Linked DNA regions of Homo sapiens: region 2 is linked to region 1. Evidence: chromatin contacts called from ENCODE Hi-C or POLR2A ChIA-PET data. All regions are on one chromosome and are shown on one strand. The core of a region is the stretch at or near the end of the contact, and the rest is flanking DNA. Distances in the headings are between cores, read along the strand shown.

Evidence for each region. A loop is a pair of places that touch in the nucleus more often than their neighbours do. ChIA-PET counts read pairs that join two places held with the same protein, here RNA polymerase II (POLR2A). Pooled maps may share reads with other maps.
Region 2: a loop to region 1 is called in a pooled map, with 2.0 times the contacts of the local background. The contact joins two enhancer-like sites. A Hi-C loop is called at or near these places in 1 of 50 pooled maps. POLR2A ChIA-PET finds 5 or more read pairs at or near these places in 4 of 52 experiments (CD8-positive, alpha-beta memory T cell, OCI-LY7, activated T-cell and 1 more).

What each region holds. Positions count from the first base shown.
Region 1 is chr10:35,216,267-35,220,065 of GRCh38, forward strand. LINC02634 (long intergenic non-protein coding RNA 2634) reads right to left here. Exons shown (of 3, transcript XR_930819.3): 3 at 3,623-3,799. Among named protein-coding and RNA genes, the nearest start is that of LINC02634, 27 kb to the right of the region's middle. RefSeq lists a silencer at 2,429-2,478. Within about 2 kb of position 1,348, at least 13 of the 41 ENCODE cell types and tissues checked have a DNase peak (open chromatin) inside an H3K27ac peak, as active enhancers do.
Region 2 is chr10:35,055,879-35,059,907 of GRCh38, forward strand. All of the region lies in intron 4 of CUL2 (cullin 2), which reads right to left. Among named protein-coding and RNA genes, the nearest start is that of MIR3611, 22 kb to the right of the region's middle. Within about 2 kb of position 2,418, at least 4 of the 41 ENCODE cell types and tissues checked have a DNase peak (open chromatin) inside an H3K27ac peak, as active enhancers do.

The sequences.
Region 1 (3,799 bases), core at 98-2,597:
AACATGGGAGTCAGCATGTTCATTCACTCCTTCAAGTCAATAAGTGAGGCTGCATTTGTAAGAAGTCCAGGAGGAGACAGGGCAGCTTTGGGACCTAGGGCTGTGGCAACCCTGACGTTACCATCCTGGGCTTGCTTTCTTCCAGGTGTGTATGTAGCTCCACAGATGCTACAGCCACGTAGTCATGGCAGTCAAGAATAACAGCTACCGTGTACAGAGTGCTCACCCTGCGCCAAGGGGCTTCCACATTTAATTCTCCTAGCAGCCCAACAAGTGTTGATGCTGTTACCATTATCCTCATTTTGCAGATGAGGAAGCAAGCTTGGAGAGAAGTTCAGTAGCTTGCCAAAGGTCACATGGCTCAGGACCAAGTGCAGAACCAGGACAGCAAGCCTCTGTCCTGGCGGTTCTCACCCAGTCTGGACCCAAAGGCAGGAAAGTGTTAAGAAACACTTGCTGGCAATGACTCAAGCAGGTGGTGGCTGCAGAGAGAGAGAGCTCTGTGGCTCTGAGTGGCTATGTGTGGGAACACCCAGACCTTCCTGTTCAAATGCACAAAAGCACATTTTCGCTCCTCTCTGGTTTTTCAAATCCCTGATGCTGATCAGGAAAAAATGACTCTACAGTTTAAGGACTAAGGACTAGCTAGCTATTGGAACATCAAAGTCACAGTTATGCTCATTGAAATAGAATCTTACAGCTAAAAGAGGTCTCACCGGTGTAATTTTTTAATTTTTATTTATTTATTTTTTGAGACAAAGTCTCATGCTCGGTCACCCAGGCTGAAGTGCAGTGGTACGATCTTGGCTTACTGCAACCTCCGCCTCCCAGGCTCAAGCGATTCTCCCACCTCAGCCTCCCAAGGAGCTGGAACTACAGGCACGCGCCACTACGCTTGGCTAATTTTTGTGTTTTTTTGTAGAGACGGGGTTTTGCCATGTTGTCCAGGCTGATCTTGAATTCCTAGGCTCAAGTAATCCACCTGCCTTGGCCTCCCAAAGTGCTGGGGTTACAGGCATGAGCCACTGAGACTGACCAACAGGTGTAATTTACTCCTTTCATTTTATAGACAAGAAAACCAAATTTCAGATTGATTTACTTAAATATTGCCAGCTATTGACAATAGACTAGAAATACTCAGATCTCTGAACTAGTGTGATAATCTTTATATTACTGTGATGCCTCTATTTTTCTATAAACTGGATTTTCAACCAGCTTTTGTGCAGCATAGCTTTCTGAGGAAGGATTTGTCCCTGTGGTTTGAATGGACGGAAGCTGGAAGGAAAACCCCGTCACTTACTATGCAAAAGTCCAGCTGGTCTCTGTGACAGCTGGAGGACACAGGAACTCTGCCAGATCTATCTCAGCCACCTCACTTTATGAAGGATGCTTGACCTGTGGTTCAGTCATTTTCTAGGACAAAAGGCTGTTAACAAGATGTACAAGAGCTCTTGCTTTCAACGTTTGTGGAGCTCTCAGAAGCGCTGACTTACAGCAGACCAGCGTGAGGCTTAACTTAGGAATGAACCCTACCTTTTAAAACACAGTTTACTATTGATACCCTTTTTTTTTTTTTTTTTTTTTTTTTTTTTTTTTTTTTGAGACAGAGTCTTGCTCTGTCGCCCAGGCTGGAGTGCAGTAGTGCAATCTCGGCTCACTGCAACCTCCGCCTCTCGAGTTCAAGTGATCCTCCTGCCTCAGCCTCATGAGTAGCTGGGACTACAGGCACATGCCACCACACTGAGCTAATTTTCGTATTTTTAGTAGAGACAGGGTTTCGCCATATTGCCCAGGCTGGTCTCGAACTCCTGACCTCAGGGGATCCACCCGCCTTGGCCTCCCAAAGTGCTGGGATTACAGACATAAGCCACTAAGCCCAGCCACTACTGATAGACTTTTGAGGAGGTGAGAAGCCCAAATAAGGAGGCTTTGGATGAAAGTGGGCTGCCCGGGAGAGGATAGCATGAGTGTGCCTGTTTGTGTCTTCTGTTTTGTGTTCCATACCTCTGGAATTTTCATTCAGTAGGTCTGGGAATTTGTATTTTTAACCAGTTCCTTGCATGTTTGTTTGTTTGTTTTTGAGACAGGGTCTTGCTCTGTTGCCCCTGCTGGAGTGCAGTGGCACAATCACAGATCACCTCAGCCTCCACCTCCTGAGCTGAAGCGATCCTCCTGCCTCAGCCCCCGGAATAGCTGGGACCACAGGCATGTGCCACCACCACGCCAGGCTCAAGTTCCTGGCATGTTTCTGAAGCACTCTAGTGTTGGAGAACACTGAACTCTATGATCTGGGGTTGGGCCTAGCCTAATTTTCCTTTAAGTCATGGATGCTCTTACCCAGCATTTATCCAGCACACAGACTGTTTAATGTCACAGCCACAGCGCCACCTAGTGTATGTGTGACTTCCAAACGGCGTATTTTCTTAGAAACATTAGTCTGTGAACATTTCAAAACTCAACGGGTGGTATTTCTTTTCTGCCATGGACTCTCCAAGTGTATGCCAAGCCCTATGGGGGCAAGGGATTAAGGGCAGTTTTCTCTGATCTAGTTTGGTGAATTATATTCACAGTAACTCTGGGGAGTCTTGGGTTAACTGTGGGGGAGGGGCAATAATTTGACAAGGTTTGGGAATCCTTAAACTATAGAGTTTTCTCTAAGAGTACACAGTTAATTGCAAATAGATTGAATTATTTGACATAAGAACTTTAGACATTACTTCCAGGCCACATAGTTTTAGCAAGTAAGTGACTTTAAAATGAATCCATCTTTTCTCAGCAAAATTACCGGTTTTGCTTTAACTGCATATGAGGGGTTATTTTAGGTGGTTAGAACATAGTGGAAAATGAGGCCAGGCGCGGTGGCTCACACCTATAATCCCAGCACTTTGGGAGGCCGAGCCAGGTGGATCACTTGAGGTTAGGAGTTCGAGACCAGCCTGGCCAACATGGCAAAACCCCATCTCTACTAAAAATACAAAAATTAGCTGGATGTGGTGGTACGCGCTTGTAGTTCCAGCTACTGGGGAAGCTGAAGCAGGATAATCGCTTGCAGTGAGCTGAGATCACGCCACTGCACTCCAGCCTGGGTGACAGAGTGAGGCTCTGTCTCAAAAAAAAAAAAAAAAACCTAGTGGAAAAGAGTTTCAAAGCGTTTTGCGTGTCACTCAGACATGGCTGTGGGTGGCATTTTAGTTCTTATCGTAACCTGTGATCACAGTGTTGGCCTCATGGGAATTGGATGAGCATAATCATATCACTAGAAGTTCTTGGAAAATAAGTATCATTAACTGTGGGAGAGCAGTGATATTTTCACACTCTAAAAAGTATACATATCCTGTTGCTTAGTAATGCCGAGATCAGCATCTGTTTTGTTATTGTAGCTTGAAATATCATGAAAATGTAATTGGAGATGAAGGTGCTGATGGCATTTAGCAATTACTTAGAGGTTAGATTAGTGACATGGTAATGATAATTAGATTATATGCCTTTGAACAATTTCTATTCAGAGACTTTTGATATATGATATTATGAATAAGATAATGTTAGAAATTCCAAATTTTAGAACATTAATCCATCTCAATATTAATTTAAAAATAAATACACATACATACATACATACTTCTTTGGTCAGCCAGAATTTTTTTTTATTAGCCTTTTCCTCACATAACCAGCCAGTGTTAAAATAGATTTGATGTCATGAAGGTTGCAGCTTTTAGGCAGTATAATTTTTTTTCCTGGCATGCATAATTCTGTATTATGTACATGGTTTCATTCATCCTTTTATCCAGATGTCTGAATT
Region 2 (4,029 bases), core at 1,168-3,667, 160 kb before region 1:
AAAGAGGGGATGGCCTCTCCACCTAAGTGCCCCATCCCAGATATTCTGAGGGTAGTCAGTCCCCTTTCATCCGAGTCTCAGCACAGACACACCTTTCAGGTGTGCCCTGAACCCCAGAGGAGTTAGCCTTCACTTCCCAGCCCTAAGCAAGTAACTATTTAACGCACAACTGTTTTACTTTCTTCACAGTAATTGCTACTATATGAAATAATCCTATGCTTTTATTGGTTTCTTTTTTTGTGCATTCATCTTCTCTCTAGAATGTACAGTATACAAAGCAAGAACCTCCTCTTGTAGACAGCATCCACAGTAGTGGCAGGCAAAAGTCAAGTCCTCAAAAAATAATTACTGAATAAATAAATGGATAACATTCCAGACAGCAAGGATAGCAAAAGCTAACAGTAGAACACAAACCTGGAAAAGCAGCCTGCAGCCAGATCATAAAAGCCATGAATACCAGGAAATAAAAGTAATCACTAACATTTATTGAGATCACCTGTCAGACACAGCCCTAAGCATTTTATGTGGCTGAATACTATAAGACAGATGTATGTGGTACTCCTATGATCATTTTATACATAAGAAAGCTGCAGCCTAGAGAGGTTAAAGAGCTTGCCAAAGGTCAATCGGCTCCTAAGTGGCAGGGCTGGCACAGAAACTCAGGAGAGGTCTTCCACTCCCATTCAACATCGGCTGAGGGTATATCGTGTGCCAGGTCAACATGAGGCACTGGAAACACAAAGATGAAAAGCAAAAATATGGTCTCTGCCCACACAGAGCTCACTCTGTGGTACAATATACAAACAAATATAAGATTTCGTCAGGAGCGGTGCTCCCTCAGTAGAGGGTACTTAATTGTCATATTACCATTTACATATGCCTTCCAATACGGAATCTGCTCCAAACCAGTTTTCTTTTCTGGTCACTGGCACCAAGACCATTCCAGTAACCTCGCCTAAAACATCAGAATCACTTATCTCATCCTTCCATTTTGCCTGCTTTAATCAGTCAGTCTTCCTGTCTTCCTAAAGTATGCATCACTTCCTCTCACTACTTCCTTTGACTTCCAATCTACTTGCTGACCCTCTGCCCCGATTATGTGGAACACTTTTATGACTGGGCTCTACTTCAGTTTCTGGCATCTTTAATTCATCTAAAAATTCTGCTGTCAGGATGTTACTTTCCTATTCAGAATTCTACAGGAGCTTCCTTTACCTACATAATAAGTGTAAACTGCCTAGCATAGAAGCAGATGCTAAATCTGCAGATCAGGCCTGCATTCACTAATCCATTCCAAAGATCTAGATGTATATTCTTGAGCCAGGTATTGATTTAGTGCAGCTTTACATGCTTTGTATCTGCAAAGACAAACCAGTATTATCTTTTCCTCACAGAATAAAATTTAAACTAACTTACATTAACTATGTCTTTCTTATTGCAGATTTTTACTCTTGGTAAATTTAAGCTTGAAATACAATGTTTTAAAATAAAGTCATGGCCAGGCACGGTGGCTCATGTCTGTAATCCTGGCACTTTGGGAGGCTGAGGCAGGCAGATCACCTGAGGTCAGGAGACCAGTCTGGCCAACATGGTGAAACCCCGTCTCTACTAAAAAAATACAAAAATTAGCCAGGCATGGTGGTGGTTGCCTGTAATCCCAGCTACTCAGGAGGCTGAGGCAGGAGAATCACTTGAACCCAGGAGGCGGAGGTTGCAGTGAGCCGAGATCGTGCCACTGCACTCCAGCCTGGGCGACGGAGCAAGACTCCGTCTGAAAAAAAAAAAAAAGAAAAAAAGAAAATAAAGTCACAATTTAAAATATAAACAGTGCCATTTTTCATTTTAATATGGACACCATTCTTATTTTATAAGTCACTGTAGTATTTTACAATCAAATTTATTAACCACATATTTGCTTCTTAATAAAGACATGGGCTGGACGCAGTGGCTCACGCCTGTAATCCCAGCACTTTGGGAGGCTGAGGCAGGTGGATCACTCGAGGTCAGGAGTTCGAGACCATCCTGGCCAACATGGTGAAACCCCATCTCTACTAAAAAAAAATACAAAAATTAGCCAGGTGTGGTGGCGCGTGCCAGTAATCCCAGCTACTCAGGAGGCTGAGGAAGGAGAATCACTTGAATCTGGGAGGCGGATGCTGCAGTGAGCCAAGATTGTGCCACTGCACTCCAGCCGGGGAAACAGCGAGACTCGGTCCCAAAAATTAGTAATAAAATTTTTAAAAAAAGAACATTTATGATTCATGGGAGAAGGTCTAAATATCATTATGAACAGGTGATTAGAAGATGCTGATTCTATAAAGGGAAATAAAATCTCAGGATTCCCAAAACTCCTATGCCAAAACAGGAATTTAACCTTGGAGGCTGAGTCATGCTAAATGGCCATCCTCTTCCTGGACGAATAACTCTTACAAGTTTGTGTCGAAACATTATATATTAGCCAGACCCCCGTGGTAAGGCAAAAAGCCTCAGCCATTTCCTGATGACTAACCCGCCTCAAAAAGTCACTCATTCGTAAATTCTTTGCTAGCCTCGAAACCATTAAAATGTAAATCCTCCCATAACACAAGGACAGGTCCATTGTAACTCCAGATCTGTAGTCTAAAGTCTAGTTCCTAAAACCTAAGGTCTGCTAGCATCCACCTGATAAGTGTCGATTCTTAGCTGATAATTCCCAGGCACAGAGCAAAGGCAAGATGAGAGTAATCATTCCTTCCCTGAGATGTCTGCACAACTGTTTTCTTCTTCTATTTCCTTTTGCTTCAAAGGTTTATCTTATATAAAATGTAGATTTACTGGGCATTAATTAGTCTCACAAGTAGGTAACCATTTGCCTCACTGCCACCACCCCTCATGTTTTAAGGAAAATGTATAAACACTAACCCTCCTAAGAACCTCTTTGGACAAAACAGCCACAGATGCATCTGTGCCTTGCGTTTTTCCTGGGAGCATCCTTAAGCTAGCTCAATAAACCTTGATTGAGACAGCTGCCTCAGTCACTCAATTCAGTTAACACTTCCAACCCTCATGGATGAGTTAGGGGGTCAAGACTTCAGGGGAGGAAGTGACTGGAGGTGTGGTGGAAACATCAAGAGAACTCAGAAGTGGATCCTGAAGATGGGACTGAATTGCTGCAATCTCATGATATAACTTGAATGGATAAGGAGTTGCTTCTTATGGATGAGAAAGTGGTTTCTTGAGACAGAATCTACTCCTAATAAGACGGTATGAACATTGTTGAAATGACAACAAAGGATTCAAATATTACATAAGCCTAGCTGATAAGGTGGTGGCAGGGTTTGAGAGGACTGACTCCAATTTCGTAAGAATTTCTACTGCAGGTAAAATGCTATCCAACAGCATTGCACCCTAGAGAGAAATCTTTTGTGAAGAAAGAGTCAACTGATGCAGCTAACTTCATTGTTGTCTTATTTTAAGACATTGCCACAGCCTCCCCAACCTTCAGCAACCACCACCATGATCAGTCAGCAGCCATCAACACCGAGGTAAGAAGACTGGCAAAAGGATTACAACTTGCTGAAGGCTCAAATGATCAACAGCATTTTTTTTAGCAATAAAGTAATTTTAAATTAAGTTGTGCACATTTTTTTAGACAATGCTACTGCACACTTAACAGACTACAGTATAGCATAAACATAACTTATATGCACTGGGAAACCAAACAACTTGTGTGACTTGTCTTACTGCAATATTCCCTTTACATGTGGTGGTCTGGAACTGAACCCACATCATCTCCAAAGTATGCCTGTACAAGAAGATTGAGAATAGAATCTACTTAAGTGAAATACCATGTTTCTGGAACAAGATTATGGTAGAATGAAGTGGTTAAATGGATGGGCTTTGGATTCAGACTGATCTGGGTTTAAATCCTGCCTTTGTGATTCATTAGCTGAGTGACCTTCAACAAAATCATGCTCTCAGCATTGCTTTCTTCCTCTGTAAAAAACAGAGATACTAACTAACTCATATCATTTTACACACACATACACA